Linked DNA regions of Homo sapiens: region 1 is linked to region 2. Evidence: read pairs that join two places in POLR2A ChIA-PET (ENCODE). Cell type or tissue: MCF 10A. All regions are shown on one strand. Each heading gives the region's core, and the rest is flanking DNA. Links, peaks and the distances in the headings are about the cores only. Region 1 has its middle 40 kb from the start of C10orf67. Region 2 overlaps OTUD1 (OTU deubiquitinase 1).

What was found. Peaks named below come from ENCODE experiments on the same cell type or tissue, not always from the same donor. Only the 100,000 strongest peaks of a DNase experiment are listed, where the experiment ranks them.
Region 1: POLR2A ChIA-PET joins it to region 2 with 5 read pairs; 3 of 35 experiments call an interaction of 5 or more read pairs at or near these places.

What each region holds. Positions count from the first base shown.
Region 1 is chr10:23,377,557-23,393,008 of GRCh38, forward strand. No RefSeq gene overlaps it. Among named protein-coding and RNA genes, the nearest start is that of C10orf67, 40 kb to the left of the region's middle. In MCF 10A, for the core only: no CTCF peak of the experiment used is centred there; a DNase peak (open chromatin) is centred at 7,035.
Region 2 is chr10:23,441,665-23,454,760 of GRCh38, forward strand. It overlaps OTUD1 (OTU deubiquitinase 1), which reads left to right. Exons shown (of 1, transcript NM_001145373.3): 1 at 1-713. Among named protein-coding and RNA genes, the nearest start is that of OTUD1, 9.1 kb to the left of the region's middle. In MCF 10A, for the core only: no CTCF peak of the experiment used is centred there; no DNase peak of the experiment used is centred there.

The DNA.
Region 1 (15,452 bases), core at 5,808-8,307, 59 kb before region 2:
AGAGATGAGGTTTCACCATGTTGATCAGGCTGCTCTCAAACTCCTGACCTCAAGTGATCTACCTGCCTCAGCCTCCCAAAGTGCTGGGATTATAGGCATGAGTCACTGCACCCAACCCCGAATGTTTTCAAAATCGAATTTCCTTAATAAATTGTTGTATACCTATGCCATGACATAATATACAGGCATTAAAATGATTTTGTAACAATGAAAATATATTTATAGCATATAGTGAAACTAAATGAGGCTACCATGTATCATGTATATTTATTCCCAGTTTCAGAAAAAGGAAAAAAAAAACACGTGTGCATAGGAAAGAAAAAAGATTGGGAAGAGATACATCAAACTTTAGCAACGGGCTGAGCATGGAGGCTCACGCTTGTAATCTCAACACTTTGGGAGGCCAAGGTGGGAGAAGCACTTGAGCCCAGGAGTTTGTGACCCGCCTGGGCAACATAGGGAGACCCCACCTGTACTTCAAAACAAAACAAAACAAAAAGCCATCAATGGTCAATTCCTGAATTATGAGTGATGTTTTTTCTTGCCAAGTTTTCAATTTAAAAGTTTATACTTGGTGTGTACTTTTTACTATAAAAAGAATAAAGACCTTTATATGTGGGGGAGGAATAAAAATGGCAAATACATGAATAGCACTTAGTATTATCAGACAAGATTCTAAATGCTCCATATAGTGACTCTTTTAATCTTCACAACCTTTTGTGGTAAGGACTTTTATTAGGTGTGGTTTTTGCAATTACTTTTGCACCAACCTAATAGTATTCCCACTTTACAGATGAGGAAACTGAAGCATGCAGGTGTGTAAGCAAATGGTGGAAATGAGATTCAAATCCAGACAGCCAGGCACCAGCGACTGAGCTCTTGGTTTTTGTAACTCTTGAAAGATGAAAAAGTGTGCAGCTGCCGTGCAAAAGTCAAGTAAATGGAATAGCACAGAGGATAGCTAGTTTGTCTCTGCACCTGGCCTAGGATAGTGCGCTCCCACATTCACAGCCCTTGGTTAGGGGGGAAAAAAGTGAGCCTGGAGAAGTTACAGGAAGGGATCATGACAAAGCATTCAAGTTATCAGAAGGGCTTTCCATTTAAAAACAGACTAACATGATTCAGACCTGTCGATTTGGAAAAACAAAAGTCACTGAGTGAATGTAATTAAATTCATTAAGACCCTTGAGTGAAAGGTACAAAACCAGCTCACCCTTGGACTTGTAACACTACAGGTGTGTCCCATGTTACTAATGAGAAGAAATGGGTGTGGGAACCATCACATCTCTTTTTCCATTTTGCACCCTGGGTGGCATCATGGAAGCATGACTTGTCAGGCGCACATGGCTCCAGGCTTACTAGGGCACCATGCTTGGTTTAATGCTCCATGGCCTTCATAATTATACCTTTCACCTTGTATTTTCTAAGTGAACTCTGCTGGGCCCATGGAACATGTGTGTGAAGCAGAGGAGATACACAAAATATGCATGTCTACCATGGGCTCCAGTTCACCCTAGCTCACATGTTGTGTTTGTGCTGCCCATGAGCACAGAATTTTGACAAATCCACCATGGACGGGAGTTGAGCAAGACTCAACGCATGTTATATCTGGGACTGAGTAAGCAGAGGTGCTGACAGCCTTGGTGGACCACACTTTCTTAGGACCAGAACTTGCTTCCAATGCAGTTCAGACAATGGCCATGGCATTGAAAGGGTTCAGAGCATGCTACCCCGAAATATGCCACTTTCACATACTGATTATTTTGAGTTACAGGCACTTGAAAAGCAGCAGATGCAAGAAAGGCATGCTGACCTTCTCTTTTTCTTCCTGAAAGCAGTAACTAAAACTCCTATGTAAAAGATGTCTTCCCTATACCAGGAGGAAGATATCACCAGAATCAGGGAGTTGAGGCCCAGAGAAATATGTTCAAATACACCTTGTTAAACTATGCCTTGTTTTCCTAGCCACTTTTCAACAATTAACTGCCCTAGCCCAGACCCCTTTGTCTTGCCACATTTCACAAATTACTCCTCTAGGTCCAACCCAGTATATAGCTTTTGTCCCTAACTTCTTCTTTGGGTCTTCATTTTTCTTGTGGGAGCTCCTGTGAAAATGTTACCACATTAAATCTGTATACTTTTCTCCTGTTAGTTGGTCTTATGTCAGTTTAATTCTTAGGACTAGCTGGGTAATAGGAAAAAGGAGAAATTGTAGCTCCCCTACAGCATTCTAAGAAATATGGATAACCAATGAATTCCATCATATCCTTTCTTGTATTATTTCCGTATATTAGCTGACACCCTCAACAATGAGGACATTAAAGGAAAGGGGAAGATGGGGCAACTCGTAGTTCCTTTTCCTTTTAGTCTTTCCTTACTAATCAGTAAACTGAAGAGAGTATTGACAGAATGTGCACATATTAAGAAGTGAAACAAAAACGTTTGAGTTAGTTTTATGCAGTTCTGGTAAGAACAAAATATATCTGCATGTAGCAGTTAAAAAAGATGAATTATATAATTTCAATGATTCTACATATAAGTTAATGTTCTCATATTTTCATTGAAAACAGGCATTACATTATGGTATGTGAATTTATGTCAATTTTAACAAAAAGAAAAATAGGTAGTACAGATGACCAAGAAACAAGGGTTGAGGGAAGGGCTTTTCTGTTACTCATTTATCAAAACAAAATTTATTGTTATTATTTTTTATTTTCATTTTTTATAAAAGGGTGGCTGCTCCATAGGCAGAGCAGAACTACCCCATAGGCAGAGTAGCCTTTTTTAATTTATTTATGTATTTATGTATTCATCTGAGACGGAGTTTCACTCTTGTTGTCCAGGCTGGAGTACAATGGCGTGATCTTGGCTCACCGCAACCTCTGCCTCCTGGGTTCAAGAGCTTCTCCTGCCTCAGCCTCCCGAGTAGCTGGGACTACAGGTGTGCGCGCCACCATGCCTGGCTAATTTTTTGTATTTTTAGTAGAGATGGGGTTTCACTGTGTTAGCCAGGACGGTCTGGATCTCCTGAGCTCGTGATCCACCTGCCTCGGCCTCCCAAAGTGCTGGGATTACAGGCGTGAGCCACCGCGCCTGGCTGCTATTTTTATTTTTTTAGATCTAATTATAAGAAATTAATGATTGCTCACTGTAGAACTTTTAGAAAACATAGGGCAGTATTAAATGAGAACTTATAAAAGTAGTAACTTACTTGGTAATTACGGACTTTAGGATTTGTTTTAGAGCTAAAAACAAAGAAGAAGAAACGATAACATGTTATAAAATGGACAAAAAGGTATCTTTAATGCCTTACGGCTCCATAAAATCAATTCAAGCGTCCCCCCTGGAAGAAAGAAGAAAGATTGACTTTGCACAAGACAAATGGTAAAATGTATACTAATAATTTTAATTAAAAAAATTTTTTTTAGGCCAGGCGCAGTGGCTCACGCCTGTAATCCCAGCACTTCCCGAGGCCGAGGCAGAAGGATCGCTTGAGAACAGGAGTTCGAGATCATCCTGGGTGATACAGCAAGACCCCGTTTCTTGCTGAAAATCGAATTTCAATTTTTCTTTACCTGGAATAGCATCAAATAGCAAATAAAACACACCAGAACAAACTGAAAGACCATGGAAGAAAGGAAAGAGCTTTATATTTTAGTTCCTTAAAAGTACTTTTGTCCTGCTTTTTGAACAAGGGGCTCTGCCTTTCATTTTGCATTGGATGTAACAAATTATGTAGTTGGTTCTTCTCTCATCTTGGCTTCTTTCACAATACCTTCATTTTTGTCTTCTGGGACCATGTTTTGCTCCTTCTCAAGTCCACTAGGCAGGCTGAGGCCCCTCACACTCGCCACATGTATCAGGCAGAGATTAACTTTCTCAAGCCTTTTTCCAGATTCCCAGAAGAAAGCATTGGATTGGCCCAGTTGCACCATGTGACCTGGCCAGGGGAGAAGTCATGTGATACAAACATGGCTTGAGCCAAGCCCTGTGGATAGAAAGGTGGGTGGGTATCAGAGAAAGGGAGCTGTGCAAGTACCCCAGACTTGTCTGGGTTGGCCCTTTCAAGTAGTCCAAAATTGGAGGTGGGGGTGTCTAGTCCTTTATACACTGAGTGGTTCAATGCCCCAGAGTGGTGGAAAGAAAATGTGGCCTTTGGGGTTGGGCTTTCTAGGGCTCTCACTCTCTCAGGTGGAAATTGTCAGTACCAGCATTCCCAGCAGCTGTGGAATGAGTCCCTTAGTCCTGAAATGATGCTAGGGACCTAGGCAGGGCACTACAGCTCACATTACACTTCCTACTTGGAAATGATGATTGTTTTTGCTTGTTTGTTTGGTTAAAGACACGCCTCCCTATGTCTCCCAACCTGGAGTCCAGTGGCATGATCATAGCACAGGACAGTCTAGAACTCCTGGCCTCAAGCAATCCTCCTGCCTCAGCCTCTCTAGTAGCTCAGACTACAGGTGCACACTACTGCGCCTGCCTTTCAGTGATTTTTTTTGAATGGAATCCTATTTATAGGGACTGAGTGGTCCTAGTAATAAGGTAAAGGAAACATTTTTCTAATAATTATCTGGAAGTGCTCTGGGAACTTGATGTATTGTTTTTATGCATGAAATTTTGGCCTGTGACTCCATGAAGTTGGCGTCAGTTGTTAATTTTAAATTTCTGTTGCTCTAGAAGGTGTTAGTGGATTGTCTGGGGTAAGGAGGAATAGGTGGAAAGAGAAGGAAGAATCTCCCTAATTATTTACATCTTCTTTCAGGAAACATTCCTTAACTCCACACAGAAACAAGGTGAGGGGCCAGGGCTGACACTAGCAAGACCCCTAAGGACCTGGGGCCCAGGGGGGAGCGGGGGGTTTGGGCAGGGGTGGGGAAGGGGTCTGACTTTCTGGCAATGCTTTTAGCAGGTTGCTGTTCTCGTAGAAATACGGCTCAAACTTTTCCGAAACAGTTTAGTAGCTACGATTAAGTAAAAAATAACTTAAAAAAAAAAAAAAGCATGGATAGGTCTGTCACAGTGGCTCATGCCTATTATCCCAGCACTTTAGGAGGCCGAGGTGGGAGGATTGACTGAGCTCAGGAGTTTGAGACCGGTCTGGGCAACTTAGGAAGACCCTATCTGTACAGAAAATAAAGAAGTAAAAATCAGCCAGGCGTGGTGGTGCTTGCCTGTAAGTCTTAGCTACTCAGGAGGCTGAGATTGGAGGATCACTTGAGTCCAGGAGGAAGAGGCTGCCATGAGCCCTGATTGTGCCACTGCACTCCAGCCTGCACAATAGAGCGAGACCCTGTCTCAAAAAAAAATGAGTAAAAAATATTTCTTCCAAAGGTCTCTCGGCTCACTTGGATTACGGGTTCAGTCATTTCTAAGCATTTCCTGCAGCCTCAGAAACTCAATAGTCAATTATTTCCACGAGTACAAAGCTTAAAGATGAAGAGAACAAGAGAGGGAAGGGTAAAAGGACACCAAAGGGCCATTTTCACTTGCTCCTAAATAATGTGAATGATATTAAATCTGCTCTAAATGGTACCAGAATGCATTTATCTTACCCCATCTTTGTGTCAATTGCCCAGTCAATGTATTTTGCCTGAAATGTAATCATTCTTGACTCCTTCATATCTTTCAACCCCCAATCAATTAATCCAATAAACATTTATTGAGGCATTTGTATGTACAGGTGCTCTTCCACTTATGATGTGGTTACCTTCTGATAAACCCATCATACATTGAAAATGCCGTAAGTTGAAAATGCATTTAATACACCTAACCTACCAAACATCATAGCTTAGCCTAGCCTACCCTAAACATGTGCAGAACATTTATATTAGCCTATGGTTGGAAAAATCATCTAACACAAAACCTATTTTGTGATAAAGTATTGAATATCTCATGTAATTTTTTGAATACTATACTGAAAATGAAAAACTGAATGGTTGTATGGGTCCCTGAAGTACAGTTTCTACTTACATGTATTGCTTTCACAGCACTGTAAAGCTGAAAAATTTAAATCGAACCATGATAAGTCAACGACTGTCTGTACAAGGTAACATACAAAAGCCTCTGATAAAGAAAATACTGGTAGAACATCGTCCCTGATTTTGTATGATCCTGAGGGGGAGGTTGACACATATACAACTTTGAATAAAACCCACACAATACCTAATAACAGAGGGCAAAGAACCATGAAAGTAGAGTCAAGGGGAGTGAAAATTCCACTCACTTTGTTTACTGTGATTAATTCTCAAGTTGTTCGTAATCCACTAAAGTCAACTGACCCATGGGGTGAAGTGGTATTCAGTTAATGAGTCAATTCCCTGCAACCTTTCAACAATATGGGGCACCAAAGCCCTGAATGTATAAGAGTGGGCCTTTCTGAATACATTCTGTGAAAATTTTATACCCCAATCTGATTTATATCATATCATGTTATGTAACAAATAATTAGCTACAAATATATCCATGGCACAAGGCTTGTTGCTTTTGCCCCTGAAAAGAAACCGTATCATAATTGCTAGGTATCCTTGGTGATTATTCAGAAAATCTTTGAACTTGCCTTTCACAAAATAGAGAGGGGCATTCTCTTGACATTGTGTGATGTTTTGCCTCTTATTGCAAGAATGCATTGCATGCTCCCTGAAATATTTTAGCAGTCCCAACTCTTCCAAATTGTTCAATCCCTATATGACAAAGCAAAATAATTTAAATATTGTTTCAATAATAAAAGTTTACCAAAATATCTTGCATTATTTGTATTAAAAGAAAAAATCCATAAAACATGTATTGAACCTTATTTGAAATAACATGCCACAAACAATTTCTCTGACAACTCAAGCCTGTTCTATTCAAGCAGGCTCTCAAGACCCAACAAGTCATCTGGTGACTCAGGTGGCTCCTGAGAAGAAATAAAATGCTCTGTGCAACTTGTGTTTCTGAAGCATTTACTGGGTGTGTAGCATTTTGTAATTTAGCTGGATTCCTTTTGCAAAACATGCAACAAAGAATTTAATCAGCAAAGCAAAACAGGTTTGTGGCATTCCAGAGCGATTCTCTAATCCAAATATAAATTATTCAAGTTCCAACCAATCTAGCAAATCACAAATGAACATGGTAAGGATTGTGATTGACCAATTACAAGTCACAAGTCTAATGGTAGGTTAGGCACAATGATTCACATCTGTAATCCCAGCACTTTGTGAGCCAAGGTGGGTGGATTGCTTGAGCTCAGGAGTTCAAGACCAGCCTGGGCAACGTGGTGAAACCCCGTCTCTATTAGTCAATTTGGATTGATTCAGTGGGCAGTTCGTTTAGATGAACTTTATGCAGTATTCAAGTTATTAAGAAAATTACAGGCTGGGCATGGTGGCCTAACAAAGAAGAGATGGGTTCTTACTATATTGTTCAGGCTGAAGTGTAGTGACCATTCACGTGTGCAATTAGGATGCACTACACCCTTGAACTCCTGGGCTCAAGTGATCCTTCTGCCCCAGCCTCCCAAGCAGCCGAGATTACAGGCAGGCACCACCGCACCCAGCCTCAGCTGGCTATTTATACACATGCACACATATGGAGAGGAAGAGAGGGAGAGAGATTGTCTAAGAATAAGGATATATTTTATATAACCAATCATAATATCAAACAAGAAAATTAGCATTAGTTGTATATTATCTAATATACAGTCTATGTTTGAATTTCTCCAGTTATTTAAAAAATGTCTTAGAGCTGGGTTTTATTTTTCTGAATCTGGGTTCCAAGCAAGATTTGTACATTGCATTTGATTATTTCTCTTTAATTCTTAATCTACAACAATTTTTCTGTCTAAAAATATTTCTATGATAATGACATTTTTCCCAATAGTCTTAAACAATGTCCCACATTCTTGATTTTTCTACTTTTTTCATTATTAGGTTTAGGTTAATAAAGTTTGGCAAAATACTTATATTACTGTCAAAGTAATGTTTAAAGTGAAATTTTGAATTTTCTTTGTTTGATATTATGTCTTCCCCCAAATTCTAGTGTATAGAAACTTTGGTTTAAAAAAGTATTTATATAATAAACAGTATGGTCGTACTAGCAAATACAATATATGTTTCTTTGGTATATTTTGTTCTTTTGAGGACAGGAGATGTGTCTACAGACTTTCATTTCAAACCTACCTTTGTAATACTGACTGTGGTCCCAGCTACTCAGGAGGCTGAGGCAGGAGGATCTCTTGAGCCAGGAGGTCAAGGCTGCAGTGAGCTATGATTGGGCCACTGCACTCCATCCTGGGTGATGACAGAGCAATAACCTGTCTCTAGGGGAAAACAACAACAACAACAACAAACCACCAGTCATAGTGGTTCACTAATCCCAGCACTTCGGGAGACTGAGACTGGAGGATCGCTTGAGTCCAGGAGTTCAAGACCAGCCTGGGCAACATAGTGAAACCCTGTCTCAAAAAATAAATCGAATTAGCTGGGCATGGTGGTGCATGCCTGTAGTCCCAGCTACTCAAGAAGCTGAGGTGGGAGGATCATTTGAGCCAGTCGGTTGAGGCTACAGTAAGCTATGATCACACTACTGCACTCCAGCCTGAGCGACAGAGTAAGACTGTCTCTAAGAAAAATAAAAACAAAACAAAACAAAACCCCAATATTTCTAATACCAAGCAAATCCAGAAAATGCTGAGTATACATAGTTCCTCACTCTTGCTCACACAGTGAACACTTGTGGGCATGTTTGTACAGCTTATCATCTGTATCATGGTGAGCCCTCACAGTCACCAAGAGTATACATGGTCAAAATTAATATCAAGTAAAGGACTCTGCAGATAAAGAAACATGTTAGTTTATGACGCTCTGATCTTAGGCAATTTTTCTTAGTTGCTAAAATTGCCATAACAGTGCTTTTGAGTTATTAGTCTTCATAATTACCTTAGTCCCTTTGGGCTGCTATAACAAAATACCATTAACTGGTTGGCTTATGAAGAACTGAAATTTATTTCTCACAGTTCTGAGGACTGGGAAGTCAAGAGACTTGCTGTCTGGTGAGGGCCAACTTCTTGCTCTACAGAGAGCACCTTCTCACTGTGTCCTCACATGGTGAAGAGGGCAAGGGAGCACTTTCAAATCATTTTTATAAAGCCACTATAAAGGAAAAAAAGGCCAGGCGCGGTGGCTCATGCCTGTAATCCCAACATTTTGGGAGGCGGAGGTGGGTGGATCACCTGAGGTCAGGAATTCGGTAACAGCCTGGCCAACATGGTGAAATCCCATCTCCACTAAAAATATAAAAATTAGCCTGGCTTGGTGGTGCATGCCTGTAATCCCAGCTACTGGGGAGGCCAAGGCAGGAGAATCGCTTGAACTTAGGAGGTGGAGATTGCAGTGAGTGTGCCATTGCACTCCAGCCTAGGTGACAGAGGGAGACTCCGTCTCAAAAAAAAAAAAAAAAGAAAAAAGAAAAAGAAAAGAAAAGAAAGGAAAAAAATTTCTCTCTACGTTCATACTCCATATGGCACACTTTCGTGACCAGATATATGTGAGTTTTTTCCTCATAGACCAAGCGATTCTCCAGTGGACACCAACTGGGTGTCCTGTAATTCAATTTGATTCTGACACTGTTTCAAATAGTGTGAGATCCCACAGGTTAATGGCACAGTCCCACAAGCCTGCCCCCATTTCAGAAGCCAATCTCAGATCCAGGCCTCCAGTATTGTTGATTGACAGGTTATAAGTCAGAGGGTCACATCACCCCCTCTTCAGGTTTCGTTAATTTGCTAAATGGCTCACAGAACTCAGAAAACACTTCACTTATGTTTACCAGCTTTTTTTATTATTTATTATTTATTATTTTTATTATACTTTAAGTTCTAGGGTACCTGTGAACAACATGCAGGTTTGTTACATATGTATACATGTGCCATGTTGGTGTGCTGCACTGGTTAACTGGTCATTTACATTAGGTATATCTCCTAATGCTATCCCTCCCCCCTCCCCCCACACCACGACAGGCCCCAGTGTGTGACGTTCCCCACCCTATGTCCAAGCGTTCTCATTGTTCAATTCCCACCTGTGAGTGAGAACATGCAGTGTTAGATTTTCTGTCCTTGCAATAGTTTGCTCAGAATGATGGTTTCCAGCTTCACCCATGTCCCTGCAAAGGACATGAACTCATCCTTTTTTATGGCTGCATAGTACTCCATGGTGTATATGTGCCACATTTTCTTAATCCAGTCTATCACTGATGGACATTTGGGTTGGTTCCAAGTCTTTGCTACTGTGAATAATGCCACAATAAACATACTCATGCATGTGTCTTTATAGCAGCATGATTATAATCCTTTGGGTATATGCCCAGTAATGGGATGGCTGGGTCAAATGGTATTTCTAGTTCTAGATCCGTTTACCAGCTTACTTTAAAGGATACCATGAACAGTCAGATGAAGAAGTGCAGAGGGCAAGGTATGGGGGAGTGGGTGCAGAACTTCCATGGCCTTTCTGAGCACCCTCGCTCCCAGCACCTCCAAGTGTTCAGCAACCTGGAACTCATAAAATATCATTGTTTGAGAGTTTTTTGGCCAGGTGCAGTGGCTCACACCTGTAATGCCAGTGCTTTGGGAAGCACAAGCAGGAGGATTTCTTGAGCCCAGGAGTTCAAGAGCAACCTGTTAGGGAGACCTCATCTCTACAGAAATTTTAAATATTAGCCAGTCATAGCGGTGCATGCCCGTAGTCCCAGGTACTCAGAAGGCTGAGACAGGACGATCACTTGAGCCCAAGAGGTTGAGGCTGCAGTGAGCTCTGATTGCACTGCTGCACTCCAGCCTGGGCAACAGAGTGAGACCCTGTCTCAAAAAAAGTTTTTAAAATAAAGTTTAATCTCCAGTGGCCCCCATTTCCTGCAGGTTGGTGGGTAGGTCTGAAGTTCTGACCCTCTACTCCTCTAATCATGTGTTCTTTCTGGTTAGCAGCCCCGTGATGAAACTATCTAGGAACCCCACCCTAAGTCATCTTGTCAGCATAAACTCAGGTGTTATCAAAGGGGCTCATTATCAATAACAAAAGACACTAGGGAAATTCTAAGTTTTAGAGCTCTGTAACAGGAACCAGAGACAAAGGCCAAATACATTTCATATTACACCACAGTCAGTAATTCCATCCGCAAGGGCTCTACTCTCATGACCTAATCATCTCCTAAGGGCCTTACATCCTAATACCATCACCTTGGGGGTTAGGATTTCAACATTTAAATTTGGTGGGGGGACACTGTATTAATCTGTTCTTACACTGCTATAAATGTACTACCTGGGTCTGGGTACCTCCTAATACCATCACCTTGGGAGTTAGGATTTAAACATTTAAATTTGGCGGGGGGATACTGTATTAATCCGTTCTCACACTGCTATATATATACTACCTGGGTCTGGGTCTGGGTAATTTATGAAGGAAAGAGGTTGAATAGACTCACAGTTCCACAAGGCTAGGGAGACCTCAGGAAACTTACAATCATGGTGGAAGGTGAAGGGGAAATGAGGACCTTCTTCACACGGCAACAGGAGAGAGAAGTGCAATGGGGAAATGCCAGGCGCTTACAAAGCCATCACATCTTGTGAGAACTCACTATCATGAGAACAGCGTGGGGGAGACTGTCCCCATGATCCAGTCGCCTCCCTCCCTTGACACGTGGGAATTACAGGTCCCTCCCTCAACACATGGGGATTACAATTTGAGATGAGATTTGGGTGTGGACACAAAGCCTCATCATATCAGACACACACATTCAGACCATAGCAACAATTAAACCTATAGTAAGCATGATTTCCTATGATTTCTCTCGAGTTTTATAGAGCTATCAATGAAGCCAAGCTGCAATTGGGGAGATTATATTTTCTTTTTCTTTTTCTTTACTGTTTTTTTTTTCTTTTGAGACAGAGTCTCACTCTTGTCACCCATGCTGGAGTGCAATGGCACGGTCTTCGCTCACTGCAACCTCTGCCTCTGGGTTCAAGGATTCTCTTGCCTCAGCCTCCAGAGTAGCTGAGATTACAGGCACCTGCCACCACACCCAGCTAATTTTCGTACTTTTTAGTAGAGACAAGATTTCACCATGTTGGCCAGGCTGGTCTCAAACTCCTGACCTCAGGTGATCTGCCTGCCTCAGCCTCCCAAAGTGCTGGGATTGCAGGCATGAGCCACCTCACCCAGCTGGGGAATTTATATTTTCTAATCATTAATGAATTGGCCTAAGCAACAATAGAACTGGACTCTTTGTCAATATTGTCGTTATCACTATCCAGTCATATTTACTGGATTAGCAACAGGTTTAATACTCCTCTATATCATCAGGGTTTGACTGAGATCTTGAATGCCACTTTGTGGTTGTGATCTCACCATTTGTAGCATAACATTTGCCATTCACTTATACAAATGAAAATCATCCTAGAATCATGAAACCAAAAGAAATTTCAAGAGGCCGTTGATTACATTTTACTTGGCATCAGATAGGCCAAAGCTCTCTCCTACCTACTGTTAGCAGCAGTGAATCTGGATGGGTCTGCAGCAACCTCATTTCTTGCCTCCTCAGAAGAAAGAATTTGACTAAGGGGCATAAGGCAGAAAGAGAGAGAGAGACGGAGGCAAGTTTTAGAGCAGGAGTAAAAGTTCATTAAACACTTTTAGAGCAGGAGGCTGGTCGCGGTGTCTCACGCCTGTAATCCCAGCACTTTGGGAGGCCAAGGCGGGTGGATCACGAAGTCAGGAGATCGAGACCATCCTGGCTAACACGGTGAAACCCCGTCTCTACTAAAAACACAAAAAATTAGCCAGGCGTAGTGGCAGGCGCCTGTAGTCCCAGCTACTCGGGAGGCTGAGGCAGGAGAATGGCGTGAACCCGGGAGGGAGAGCTTGCAGTGAGCCGAGATTGAGCCACTGCACTCCAGCCTGGGCGACACAGCGAGACTCTGTCCCCCGTCCCCTCCAAAAAAAAATTTTAGAGCAGGAATGAAAGGAAGTAAAGTACACTTGGAAGAGGGCCAAGAAGATGACTTGAGAGATTCAAGTGTGTGATTTGACCTTTGACTTGGGGTGTTCTACCTCAGCATTCTTCCGGGGTCTGTGTCTCTTCTCCCTTGATTCTTCCCTTGGAGTGGGCTGTCCACATGCACAGTGGCCTGCCAGCACTTGGGAGGGGCCGCATGCACAGTACGTTTACTGGAGTTGTACACATGCTCACTTGAGGCGTCCTTTCCTTACCAGTTGAGTGCTTCTAGAAGAAGGTCATATACCAGTTATACTCCGCCATTTTGCCTCTTAGTGGGCATGCTGGAGCCCACTCACCTAACTCCTGAGATCTTATCAGGAAGCCGCCCATCACCAGTTTCTAGTTTCTGGTGTTTCTGTCTACTGGGAGACTGCCTTTCGCTGGTACCAGCTGTGACCAATTATTACTTTAGCGAGACAGCTTAACAACTATCTGATCATCAACTGATGGTTGTCTAACATTCCCTGTGGGGGTGGGAGGGGCCCTCTCCTGCCCTGCTCACATCTACTATCTACTGTAACACCACCAGTTGAAAATCTACTCTTTTCTTTTTTCTTTTTTAATAGAGACAAAGTCTTGCTATGTTAGCCAGGGTGATCTTAAACTCCTGGCCTCAGGTGATCCTCCCGCCTTGGCCTCCCAAAGTGCTGAAATGACAGGTGTGAGCCACCATGCCCAGCCAAAAATCTACCCTATTTCTAATTGTTCTTTGCACAGTGCTTTTTGATGGTCTTTTGGGTAAATCATCCCATTGTGAGGATATTTAATATTTAACTTAAATTCTTTCTATATGGTAGCAAAGATATTAGCTGTCTTTCATTTGAAAGCTTTCCTCTACTTTGGGCTCACATTCTGTGCCACTGGCAGAATAAGAAAAGCCTCTTTAAGCCGAAGCTCACAGAGCTTGTTTTCCAAACCTTTAATCATTTTTATGGCTTTCCTTTAAACTCTCTCCAAGTGTTTCGTCTTCTTTTCGAAGCAAAGCCGAGAATTAAATATAATATGTGAAAGGATATGATTAGTACCAAATTTAGGAGACAATTACTGCACAGTTCTTACATTCTGAGCTCTAAGCTCTTTTGTTGATAGCTTTAAAAAATTATCAGATTTTCTAAACAACAATGAAGGTTCCAAAGAGTAATCTTAAATAGTATACAGTCATATTTTAAAACTTTTTGAGCCTGGACATTGTGGCTCACTCCTGTAATCCCAAAGCAGTTCGGGAGGTCCAGGCAGGAGGATCACTTGATCCCAGGCAGTCAAGGCTGCAATGAGCAATGATGGCACCATTGCACTCCAGCCTAAGTGACAGAATAAGACTCTGTCTCAAAAAAACAAAAAAGACAAAAACAAAAAACAAAACTTTTATGGCTATGATTCACTTTAGTGGGACAAAAGGACTCAAAGCCCACCTACCCGCTGAGTGTCACTTCTAGTGGAAAAGCTACTCAAACTGTAGAACAGATCTTAGAAAGAAGTGTAATGATGATTCATATTTGAACCACTACGCTTTCATGTCTTAAGGTCTAGTTATTGCAAAATTACAGGTTCAAAATAGCTGATATAAATTTACATTACTGCCTACTCTAGAATTAACCAAGCAACCCACAACAGCAATCCTATCCTGATGAAGCTACTCCAAAGTACTTGATACTTAACAATTGTTGGAAAATGTTGCCTTTCATTTCATTTTACAAGAGCCAGATGTCCCCTTGCCAGCAATGCTTCATAAGAAACCTGCAACAGACACATGCATTTTCCTTCAAAACACAGATTAAAAACTTAAAAGAAAAAACAAGCACTATAAACAAAGACAGATATACCATATCTTATTTTATGAATTAATATAAGTTTAAAATTTTATTGATAAAACGTAGATCCGTTCTTATTTTCTCAGTATCATTCTGTGAACCCAAAAGTATCTGAGACAGATCTCCATCAATTTAGAAATTTTATTTTACCAAGGTTAAGGACATGCCTATGACACGGCCTTAGGTGGTATCTGCCCAAGTTGGTCAAATACAGCTTGGTTTTAAACATTTTAGGGAGACGTGAGACATCAATCAATACATGTAAGATGTACATTGGTTCAGTCCAGAAAGGCAGGACAACTCAAAGTGGGGAGGGGGCTCCAGGTCATAGGTAGATTTTAAAGTTTTCTGGTTGTCAATTGGTTGAAAGAATTACTGTCAATAGAAAGGAATGTATGAGCTACGAAAAGGGGTTGTTGAGACCAAGGTTTTATCAAGCGGCTGAAGTCTCTAGGTAGCAGCCTTCAGAGAGAATAGATTGCAAATGTTTCTTATCAGATTTAAAGAGTCTGTTCTATCAGTAATTCCAAAAAGGAGGAGGGTATAATGAGGCATGTCTGGCTCCTGCTTCCCATCATGGCCTGAACTAGTTTTTTCAGGTTTACTATGGAACAC
Region 2 (13,096 bases), core at 291-2,790:
ATTCTGTACCCTGGTTGATGTGTAGAGTAGATTGTCTGGTGCTCTCAGTTGTTTTTATTTACATTTGTCACGTTGTTGTAAGAGAATGTTAACATGGTATAAAACTCTGTGACAAGATAAGCCTCCTGCTTTATATAACTTCTTGAATCCAGCTAAGAGATTTATAAACTAATGGCATAAATGTCTGGAGCCAACCTTGGCAGTTATAGCAGGAGAACACTGTCTTAATATTTCTTTACATTCTTTCAAAAGGCAAAATAGGATTGCCCTGTATTGATGTAGAAATGTCTGTAAACAGAGCTTGTATGGTTTGCTGGGTCAAACAATGTTTCCAACTTAAAATCAATCTCATTGCCACTTTAACTACTTTTAGTCATATTTATTAAGTAATGCAGTTTGTACTTTTTTTATTTTGTAACATTTTGTGATTTTTTTGTACAAAACTGTATTTGTACAATAGAGCAATTCCCAGCTGATGGAATGAATGAATAAAATGCAAAATTATACTTTTACAATGCCTTTTTGGATAGAGTGGTTTTTAAATTGTGATGTTTGTAGGAAACTTTCTTGCATGTATGCATGTACACAATTTTTTTTTTCCATAAAGATGCCACAGCAATAGAGAGGTTTCCTAAATTATCACATGAAGAGGATAGGCTAATCATGAGTAATTTCAAAGGATAAGTCTGAATAAAATATAATTTAAAAGTGGAGTAATCCAAGAAATTGCTCTCATTATTTCTAATTATAATTTCTGTCTACAGTTATAGCTGTACCTATTGGCTAATGAAAAAGGAAGTGCAAGTTTTGTGTCAGCCAGCAGAATGTCTAATTAAATGTCATACTTTTGTATTCCACTCACTCTCAGTATAGAGTTTAACGTTTTAGAGAGTAACCAAAGAGATGCCCTAATTTTTGTCTAGTCTGGCCTCTTGAGACCACGGGAATCTGTTTTAAGATGTTGAAAAGTGCATGCTATAGTTTGAATATATGTGTCCCACCACCCCAAATTCATGTGTTCGTCCCCATTATGGTGGTATTAAGAGGTTGGGCTTTTGGGGAAGTGATTTAAGGCATGAGCGCTCTGTCTTCATGAATGAATTAGTTGCCTTTTATAAAAAGGTCTGGAAGCAACTAGCTTAGGCCCATTTTGCTGTTCTGTTGTTCTGCCACAGGAGGACACCTAGATGGTGTCATCTGTGAGGAAGGGGCCTCCGCCTGATGTGGAACCTGCGAGCACCTTGATCTTGGGCTTCCCAGCCAACAGACTGTGAGAAATACAAATTTCTGTTCTTTATAAATTATAGGTATTTTGTTGCAGTAGCACAAATGGACTAAGTTGGTGCACCTGTGTGCATAATGTTGGGGTATGTGTAATGCATAAGAAAAGCAGCTATTTTGGATATTTTACTTTTCAGTTATTTAGACATCACAGTCATAGACACAACTGAACTTGATTGAGTTCATTGGTTAACCACATTCTTGGAAGGATGCCGTTGAATATCAAGGAAAGAATTTGTCAACGGTTTAAATGTTTACTAATCACAGATCTCTGGATTTTTGTGTAGGTAAGTTTTGCTTCATGGCTTCAGTAAGTAATTTGGGAAGAAAGAAATTCTATTATTTGAATTACCTGGCTACCCCTTTTCTCCACTTTATTTAGAGCTGTATAACATTTGGAGATGCTTAAAATTTTATACAAGTATGAGTAGAACACACAAGAATTCCTAAAAAGCCTTCTGTAAGCCTATTACTGTTTTAGGTAGCTTACTCTGTGTTCTGTTTCATTTTCAAATTAGGATTCCAAGTCCTGATTTCTTTTCTTTTTTCTTACGTTTTTATTGAGACAGGGTCTCCCTCTGTCACCTAGGCTAGAGTGCAATGGCACAGTCATGGCTCACTGCAGCCTCAACCTCAGAGCTCAAGTGATTCTCCCGAATACCTCAGCCTCCTAAGTAACTGGGGCTACAACGGTCGTCCAGCATCACACCCAGCTAATTTTTAAAAAAATTTTTTAGTAGAGATGTAGTCTCACTATGTTGCCTAGGCTGGTCTTAAATTCCTGAGCTTAAGTGATCCTCCTGCCTCAGCCTCCCAAGGTGGTGGGATTACAGGCATAAGTCACCCTGCCCAGTCCTGTTTTTAAATTTAATTTTAACATTTTGTTTATTATTTTTGAGACAGGGTGTTGTCGTGTCCCCCAGGCTGGAGTGCAGTGGCACAATCATGGCTTACTGCAGCCTCTACCTCCTGGGCTCAAGTTAGCCTCTCACCTTGGCTGCTGAGTAGCTGGGACTATAAGCATGTACCACCATGCTCAGCTAATTTTTTATTATTCATAGAGGTCGGTGGGGCGGGGGTTCGCCCTGTGTTGCCCAGGCTGGTCTTGAACTCCTGGCCTCAGGCAATCCTCCCACCTCAGCCTCCCAAAGTGCTGGGATTACAGGTGTGAATCACACACTCAGCCTTGAAAAAGAAAATCTGGAGATAATTTCATTACTTTGTTCAAGTTTATCTTATGTGCTTTTCCTAAAAAAAAAGTTATACAATTTTTTTCCAAGTTTTGCATTTTGAGAATCATTAGCACTTTACCATGACATTTAGTGCTCATGTGGAAGAAAGGCATTAGGGAAGAAAAATAGATTGTAATCCTTTGGACGTTTGATAATTTGATATGTAGGTAAATGTACTGGATAAATTCAAGTATGTAGCATGTTCACATTAAATAGTTATTTGTTACATCCTAAGTTCAGATGTCATTTTTTTGTACATCCCTAGAATGTCTATCTCAAAGAGGCACTGAGAAACTAGATGACATTTAATTCAGTTTGATTTCCCAAATTTACTAAGCTCAATAGGCACATTCCCTGTTGAATCCCTGGGTTCAAACCCAAGTACCTAGCAGAGCGAGTGCTCAGTAAATTGCTTTTTTCTTTTTTTTTTTTTAGACAGAGTCTTGCTTTGTCGCCCAACCTGGAGTGCAATTGTGTGGTCTTGGCTCAGTGCAACCTCCACCTCCCGGGTTCAAGCAGTTCTCCTGCCTCAGCCTCCCGAGTAGCTGGGATTACAGGTGCCTGCCACCATGCCCAAGTAATTTTTTGTATTTTTATTTATTATTTATTTATTTATTTATTTGAGATGGAGTCTCGCTCTCACCCAGGCTGGAGTGCAGTGGCATGATCTTGGCTCACTGCAACCTCCGCCTCCCGAGTTCAAGTGATTCTCCTGCCTCAGCCTCCTGAATAGCTGAGACTACACGTGCGTGCCACCACGCCCAGCTAATTTTTTTTTTGTATTTTTAGTACAGATGGGGTTTCACCATGTCAGTCAGGATGGTCTCGATACCCTGACCTCGTGATCCGCCTGCCTTGGCCTCCCAAAGTGCTGGGATTACAGACGTGAGCCACTGTGACTGGCCTTGTATTTTTAATATTAGAGACGAGGTTTTGCCATGTTGTTCAGGCTGGTCTCCAACTCCTGACCTTGAGTGATCCACCCACCTCGGCCTCCCAAAGTGCTGGGATTGCAGGCATGAGTCGCTACACCCCGCCAAATTTTTGAATGAAGGAATTAATTGAAGGGAAATGGAGCTTTGGAAAATATTTAGTTGGAGAATGTGAAATTAAATGAAAATAACTTGACTCTAAAGGTACTGGGAATTATTAATGACAAAGTAATTATGCGCGTTTTAAACTCAAATAATAGAAAAAGATATTGCAGTATTGAATTCTGTAACTGACAAAATGGTTTTTGAAACCAAAAATGAGAATTCATTGATTTTATCTTTCTGTCATCTTCCAAACATCTTGAGAAACCAGGTCAACTGTAATTATTTAAAAATAGAACTTCACTAATCTGCTGTGATCTTGAAGGTGTTGCCTTCTCCAAAATGACTTGCTCTGTTTTGCTTTGGGGGTCACTGCCATCCCACATCCAGTCTCTAGCAATTCCTAGTGTGACTGTTTTCTCTGTAGCCTGGTTGAGAAGGAAATGTTGAACAGATTTCAAGCATGAGTTACGACTGCTGTGTTCAATAATACTGGCTGCAAGCTTATGTCATTGGTCAGTGGGACCAAGGCAAGTAGTGTAAATCAGATCAGAACAGCTGTTGGAAAAAAATGTATTTCTTCCTGTTGTAAATTAGATCAATGACAATGATTCTATGAGTAAAGGTCAGGGAGAGTTCACTGTCATCAGTTAACTTACAGTAAAACCTTATCTAGCCTTGTTTCTCACAATTGAATTTTCTAAATAATTGAACAGTTCCTTTTTGTGTAAAATATGAAACAAAAGGCCGGGCGCGGTGGCTCACGCCTGTAATCCCAGCACTTTGGGAGGCCGAGGTGGCGGATCACAAGGTCAGGAGATCAAGACCAGCTGGCTAACATTGGTGAAACCCCATCTCTAATAAAAATAGAAAAATTATCTGGGCGTGGTGGCGGGTGCCTGTAGTCCCAGCTACTATAGGGGCTGAGGCAGGAGAATCGCTTGAACCCGGGAGGTTGAGGTTGCAGTGAGCTGAGATCACACCGTTGCACTCCAGCCTGGGCAACAAGAGTGAAACTCCGTCTCAAAAAAAAAAAAAAAAAGTAATTTATGGTGTACTAATTTTTCTTTATAAAATAACTGAATATGAGGCTGGGCACAGTGGCTCACGCCTGTAATCCCAGCACTTTGGGAGGCCAAGGTGGGCAGATCACAAGGTCAGGAGTTTGAGACCAGCCTGGCCAATATGGGGAAACCCTGCCTCTACTAAAAAATACAAAAATTAGCTGGGCGTGGTGGCTCACACCTGTAGTCCCAGCTACTCGGGAGGCTGAGGCAGGAGAATCGCTGGAACCCGGGGGGCGGAGGTTGCAGTGAGCTGAGATAGCGCAACTGCACTCCAGTCTGGGCAACGGGGCGAGACTCCGTCTCAAAAAAAAAACAAAAAAACTAAATATGGTTTAATCATTTAGTGCTTTAGTGCTTGCAGATGGCTGAAATGTGACAGTTCATTTGTACTTAAAGGGATCTCAGAGTGCTAGGACTTTTTTTTTTTTTAATTTGTTTCAAGATGGGATCTCACTCTGTTGCCCAGGCTGGAGTGCAGTGGCATGATCATGGCTCACTGCAGCCTTGAATTCCCGGGCTCAAGCGATCCTTCCATCTCAACATCCTGAGTAGCTGGAACCACAGGTGCATGCCACCATCCCACACCTCTCCCTCGCTAATTTTTTTATTATTATTTTTGGTAGAGATGGGGTCTCAAACTCCTGAGCTCAAGTGATCCTCACCCTTCAGCCTCCCAGAGTGCTTGGTTTACTGGCCTGAGCCACCACGCCCAGCTAGTGCTGGGAATTTTATCTTTGTGATTATACTTTTCCTGTCTACTTCCTCGCATTATAAAAGCTCTTACCATTGTCACTTTCCAACCTCAATTCCCACTATGATTTTCTATGTTCAGTTAGAGACACTAATCAATGTGCTTGTCAGAATTGACTCTAAAATCATAAGAAATGGTTTTCTCTTTTTTAAATAACACAACCTGTCATACTAGAAATGAGTTTCTAATTCAGAACTGTGATGCTCTGCTGTAAGTAATGTGTTTAAGCTTTAGTTTTTGGTCAACCAGAGTGCTTTTTTGCTGCTTGCCTTGTCTTCTTTTTTCATTGTTTAGTGGTATCCTGGATTTGTCTGATTAAGGGATCTCTGAGTGTGTGCAGTGACATATTCAGAAAACAAATGGGTTGGCTATATTAAATCTCAAAATTGGAGCTGATTTGTCATGGCCTAGTTAATATTTTGTTTCCTCCCTACCATATATAATCCTTCATAGTGTGTCCCTGCTGTTGTCTTTCTTCTATTTATACCTTTTTTTTTTTATTTATTGTATTTTTTTTTTTAGGGCTAGGATCTTGACCTGTCACCCAGGCTGGAGTGCGGTGGCGTGATCATAGCTCACTGCAGCCGTAAACTCCTGGGCTTAAGCAATCGTCCTGCTTCAGCCTCTTGAGTAGCTAGCATTATGTTGCCCATGCTGGTCTTGAATTCCTGGGCTCAAGCAATCTTCCTATCTGGGCCTCCTGAGTTGCTGGGATTAGGCATGAGCCACTGTTCCCAGCCTGTTTATAAATTTTTAATTATGTCCTTTTTGAGATAGGGTCTTGCTCTTTGTCACCCAGGATGGAGTGCAGTGGTGCAGTCACAGTTCATTGCAGCCTCGACCTCCTGGGATCAAGCAATTCTCCTACCTCAGCCTCTGGAGTAGCTGGGACCACAGGTGTGGGCCACCACATCTGGCTAATTTTTTTTTTCTTTTGTAGAGATGGGGTCTCACTATGTTGTCCTGGCTGGTTTTGAACTCCTGGCCTCAAGCAGTCCACCCACCTTGACTTCCCAAAGTGCTGGGATTACAGGCATGAGCCACCATGGCTGATATATATATGTTTAAATATAGAGACAGGGTCTCACTGTGTTGCCCAGGCTGGTCTTTAACTCTTGGCCTCAAGCAATCCTCCCACCTCAGCCTACCAAGTCACTGGAATGACAGGTGTGAGCTACCACACCTAGTTTGTTTATACATTTTTTATTAGTTTTCTGGTCCACAAAGCTGCGGTAATTACAAGGGAATTCAAATATTAGGTCCTCATGCAGACTCCAAATCAAAGTGTGCACAGATGCGTCCGGTACAGATATGACAGTTATCTTTGAATTTTCTCTCCCTAATTCTTCTTTAATGTGTGTATATTACATCTACATAGGTAAGAAAGTTAGTCTTCCTCCTGAACTTCCTTTTTCATTAGAGTAAAATATTTTTTCTCATATTGATTAGTGTTTAATAGAGTCAGTAAATACCCTTGCATTAATATGCTGACAAGTAGATTTTGACAATTTGAAAAAAGCAAAGGATGAATTAATTCCTGTGGGGTCTATGAATTTTATATTTTAAAGCAGTTAAAGTAGGGGAAAAAACCTACACACACAGGACATTTTATACTTGAAACTGGAATTATTTTAGCAAGTGAGGATGCCAAGTAGAATGTCAGTGTATAGAGATTTAGCCTTAATGATATATGCTTGAAGTAATGATTGAGTCTAAACAAATGTTCCACCTAGATTAGAGGTTGTCTGTTTGAATAATTTTAGGGATGGACAAAGTAGTTGTATTTCTTAGCTTATAGGTACAAAAAGCTGGTGTGCAAAATAGGTACTTGTGAAGGGAATTTATACCAATGTGTCATGTGACACTTCTGCAGTCAATTTGTAAGATAAATTCAAATAAGGCTTTCAGTTCTGATGACAAACAGGAAACATTCACGCTTTTTGTTTCTCACAGTGAAATACAAGCTACACTAGTGATGTAATAGGAACGAAAGAAGAAGGAAATGCCACAGTTAAGTGGACAACTGCAGTCAGGAAATTCTTAGCTGTTACTTTGCTACCTTTGCCATCTTGCTGAAAAGCACTGACTAGACCTAAAGGGAATAAACAGTTAATGCTTTTGCTGTTTACTAAATCTAAACAATGCTCATGTCTCCATAAACAGTAGGTACCGAAACCTCAGTAACTGCTTACACAGAATTCTAGGCCAAAGAAGAGACAGATTTAAGATGTATGTTAAACTTGTCAATATAAACTTGTCAATATAAAGTCATTCTCTGACTGATTTTTCATTACCAGTTCCTTCCTTCCTTCCTTCCTTCCTTCCTTCCTTCCTTCCTTCCTTCCTTCCTTCCTTTCTCTTTCTCTCTCTCTCTTTCTCTTTCTTTCTTTCTTGTTTTCTTTTTCTTTTTTGATGTAGTCTTGCTCTGTCGCCCAGGCTGGAGTGCAGTGATGCAATTTCGGCTCACTGAAACCTTTGCCTCCTGGGTTCAAGCGATTCTTCTGCCTCAACTTCCCAAGTAGTTGGGATTACAAGCGTCTGCCAACACACCTGGCTAATTTGCGTGTGTTTGTGTGTGTTTGTGTGTGCGTGTGTTTTTAGTAGAGATAAGCTTTCATCATGTTGGCCAGGCTGGTCTCGAACACCTGACCTCGGGTGATCTGCCTAACTCAGCCTTCCAAAGTTGGGATTCCAGGTGTGAGCCACCCCACCTGGTCCCTGTTCATTTTCTTGATCGTGACTGTAGGCAGAAGCTAGTACTGCTCAGAGTGTGATTTGCCGCGATGGCTCTACTGATTTGGAAGGCAACGTGACCTTGCAAGCATAGACAGTACAGTTGTGTTAGGCCAAGCTGCTATAACAAAAAGTTTCTTTCTTTCTCACTTAACTCTTCCAAGGGGAGCAGTGCAGTCAGAAGGGCAGCTCTGCCCCCCAGGGACTGTCACCTTCTGCACAATGACAGTCTGTAGTCATGTCTGGTCTGATGAGAGGGAGCAGAGTGCACATGCTGAGGTGGCGTCTGTCACTTCTGCTCTCTCCAGAACATGTCACGTGCAGCACATCCAACTGGAAAATACCATCCAGACAGTTCCCAAGAAGAGGGAAAAATGGAGTTTGGCATAAAAATCACAGTCTTCTTTAACTTCATTTATTAGAAATGGTTTAGATCTTGCTCCTGCAAAGTAAAAATGAAAAAAAAAATTACTAAAATAAAAAACAAAAAAGAAATGGTTTACATAATACACACACACATACACACACACACACAGATGTTTAAAATAAAACATCTGCATATATTTTTAGAAACAGGATCTCGATATGTCACCCAGGCTGGAGTGCAGTGGCACAATCATGGCTCAACCGCCTGAACTTCCTAGCTCAAATGTTCCTCCCACCTTAGCCTCCTGAGCAGCTGGGACTACAGGCACATACCACCACATCTGGCTAATTGTCTTTCTTTTTTTTTGAGATGGAGTCTCGCTCTGTCACCCAGGCTGGAGTGCAGTGGTGAGGTCTTGGCTCATTGCAACCTCTGCCTCCCAGGTTCAAGTGATTCTCTTGACTCAGTCTCCCAAGTAGCTGGGATTACAGGCGCCTGCCACTATGCCTGGCTACATCTGGCTACTTAAAATTTTTCTTTTTAATTTTTGTAGAGATGGGGTTTTACTATGTTTCCCAGGGTGGTCTCGAACTCCTGGCCTCAAGCAATCCTCCTGCCTTGGCCTCCCGAAGTGCTAGGATTGCAGGTATGAGCCACTGCACCTGGCTGTAAAATATCTTTAAGAAGAAAAATATATCATAATATTGAAGTATCTGGGAATAAAGTGAATAAAATACACATTAACTCGTTTCCCATGACAAAGATATAAAAAGATACAAAAGTAGAATTAACTGTTGCAATAATTTAGGATTCCGGTCCCCATCAGCTTCTCAACAGGTGTACACAGCTGCTGAACCTTCTATATTTTGATAAGGCTGCTATTTTTCTATTTCCTTTCCTTTTTTTTGAGACAGAGTCTTGCTCTGTCGCCCTGGCTGGAGTGCAGTGACGTGATCTCGGCTTGAACCTCTGCCTCTTGGGTTCAAGCGATTCTCCTGCCTCAGCTTCCCGTATAAGTAGAACTACAGGTGCATGCCACCACACCTGGCTGATTTTTTGTGTTTTAGTAGAGAGGAGGTTTCACCGTGTTAGCCAGGATGGTCTCGATCTCCTGACCTCAGGTGATCCACCCGCCTCGGCCTCCCAAAGTGCTGGGATTACAGGAGTGAGCCACCGCACCTGGCCATTCCTTTTCATTCTTCTTTTTTTTTTTTTTTTTTTTTTGAGGTGGAGTTTCACTCTTGTCACCCAGGCTGGAGTGCAATGGTGCTATCTTGGCTCACTGCAACCTCTGCCTCCTGGGTTCAGGTGATTCTCCTGCCTCAGCCTCCCAAGTAGCTAGGATTACAGGCACATGCCACCATGCCCAGCTAATTTTTGTATTTTTAGTAGAGGAGACAGGGTTTCACCATGTTGGCCAAGATGTTCTTGATTTCTGCCTCGTGATCCACCCGCCTGGGCGCCCAAAACTGCTGGGATTACAGGCGTGAGCCACCGCGCCTTGCCTCCTTTCCATTCTTACTTGTTCTTTAGTATATCAGAAACATCTCGAAAGTCTGGCCTTTAACACAAACCCTGGTTTTCTTCGGAAAGAACAATACGTAAAAACTTTTCCTTTTTAGGTTTCACAGATTTCGCTTCTTTAGGCTCTTGCTGGTCTTCTTCCTCTTTCTCTATTTTTAAATTTCCTTCTTTTCCGCTGCCCTTCTTGTTTTTCTTTTAGAATAATTGTATGTCATCTGCTCTGCTTAAAATTAGATGTTCCTCTCTAATATTTACTAATTCACCCATTTTACTTTACTAACTTACTAAGTCTTTAAAAGTAAATGACTAAGCCTCACCCCAATTCTTGAAAAAGGAAAGGAAAAAACAAACAAACAAACAAACAAAAAAGCCCAGCCCATTATAGTGGACTAGAAGCTCCATATAAGGCTTATAGTTGGGATTTAAGGATGAGGCCAATCCTCTGAAATTAAAGAATCATCATAAATGGGTCAGAGCAGGGAAGGGTAAAGATAGCCCACCCCAAGAAAGGGCCACTAACATCCTTGTTGAGGAGAAGGGGACTTCCTAGTGTAGTCAGAGGAGCTATACTGCAAGCACAACCTTCGTAGGAGTTAATCAGAGTAATTAATGTGAAGAAAGTTGTAACTCATCCAAACAGTATACTATTGCAGCAATGCACTGGCAGAAGAAACGGGCAGTGAGTGGTCTGCATGAAGCCTAGAACCAAGAGAGCCAAGGAAGAATATCTCGGTCACTGCGACTCTCATTTTATCTAGATGGGAAGGTACCCTGGGCTAGCCACACCAATGTGCTGAATAGTTAAGAACAATATAAGGAAATGCTTTTTGGAAGTAGGAAGTAAATATTCATTCAACAAATATTGACTGCCTGGAGGATAGTAGGCACTATGCTAAGCCCTATGTAACTCTCAAGCTATGTGGTATTAGATGCTTAGTAATTGGAGGCTATAATGATCATATCTTGCTCCCAAATTATTTTACTCATGAGAGAGGTCTTTGTAGTCAAGCTGGTTGGGATTCAAATTGTGGCTAAAGCACTTAGTACAAGGATACTTGTTTCATTTTGTTTTGTTTTTGTGATGGAGTCTTGCTCTGTTGCCCAGGCTGGAGTGCAGTGGTATGATCTTGGCTCACTGCAACCTCCCCCACCCAGGCTCAAGCAATTGACCTGCCTCAGCTTCCGGAGTAGCTGGGACTACAGGCATCCGCCACCACGCCCAGCTAATTTTTTTTTTGTATTTTTAATGGAGCCAGGTTTTCACCATGTTGCCCAGGCTGGTTTCAAACTCCTGACCTCATGTGATCTGCCTGCCTCGGCCTCCCCAAATGCTAGGATTACAGGCATGAGCCAACGTGCCCGGCCCATACTTGTATTAGGTATACACTGTACGAGTACATGTAAGTTAGGTAAGTATGGACTTATCTAACTTAGGTAAGTTAGTTAATATCTTTAACCCAGCTTCATCATTTGAATAATGGAAATAGTTATTGAAACTCCATTTCAGAGGGTGATTATAAAGATTGTATTAGAGATAACATTATAATGAATACATGTCAAGCGTAGAGTTAGCATTCAGTAAATGTCAGCTACTTCTATAATTATTATCTTTAGAATTACAAGACTAATTTATATGCTTTTAACCTGGTTTATAGCTTTGCCTTCAGGTTAATCCTGAGCTTCTGTTTTATGGTTATTCTAATTTCAGATTACTTTTAATATTGATTGTTAGACTGGTGTTAAATCAAACTAAATTTCGGCTTTAGAGGCCTCCATACCAGTTCTGTATAACAAACTGCAGTCTAACTCAGTATGTAAACAAATCGAAAGCCTAATTTATAAGTATGGTTTTGTAACAAATAGCTGAGTCTCAGCCAATCAGAGCAGCCGAGCTTCAGCCAATCGTAGGTGGTTAACTGTTTAAACCAGGTTCAAATAAGGCTGCACTGAGTTGCAACCAATGGAGCTGTTTCTGTACCTCATTTCCTTTTCTCTGTGCATTAATGTTGTTTGACTACTTGTTGGTTGTAATGACAGAGTCTTTCTGAACATGTTCTGATTTTGGGGCCTGCCCCCTTCATGAATCATTCTTTGCTCAGTTAAGCTCTGTTGATTTAATTTGTCTCAAGTTTTTATTTTAACGCTGGCATAGTACTTTATCATTATGTATTAATAGGTTTTGCTTTTCTTTATTCATGCAAATATTTTATCTCAATATTTTTGCAATGGTGTATTTAATATCAAGATTTTATTTCAAAATATGAAAATTATAGGTACTTTTGAAAACAGTATTGACAAGTTTCCATTTTGAACATTTATTTATATTTTCCTTTATTGATAGTTTCAACTGGCCTAAAAATATCAAAACCATGTTTAGTGCAAGAACAGAAAACCAAACACCGCATGTTTGCACTTATACGTGGAGGCTAAATGTTGGGTACTCATGGACATAAAGATGGTGACAGCAGACACTGGGGACCACTGGTGGGGAGGGAGAGGGAGAGGCAAGAGTTGACTAACTAAATACTGGGTGCTGTGCTCACTACTTGGATGAGGGATTGTTTATACCCAAACTGCAGCATCATGTAATGTACCCATGTAACAAACCTGCACATGTACTGCCTGAATCTAAAATAAAAGTTGAAATGATTTAAAAAAAAAACAAAAAACCATGTTTAGAATGGACACTTTTGTTTTTTTTTTTGTTTAAGAGGCAGGGTCTTACTCTGTCACTCAGGCTGAAGTGCAGTGGCGTGATCATAGCTCACTGCAGCCTTGAACTCCTGGGCTTGAATGATCCTTCTGTCTCAGCCACCCAAGTATCTGTGACTACAGGCATGCACCACCATGCCTGGGTAATTTTATTATTAAGATTGTGCTTATTATTTTTGTAGAAATAGGTTCTTGTTATGTTGCCTAAGCTGGTGTCAAACTTCTGGCCTCAAGTGATCCTCTCATCTCAGCCTCCCCAAAGTTCTGGGGTTACAGGCATGAGCCACAGCACCTGGCCTATTCCCCTTTTTTGCTTTTAAAATCTTGTTTCTAACAAAGGCCCAATGAGCTGATATCCAAGGTTACTTGGTTTTGAGTTTTCCAGGCAACTGTCC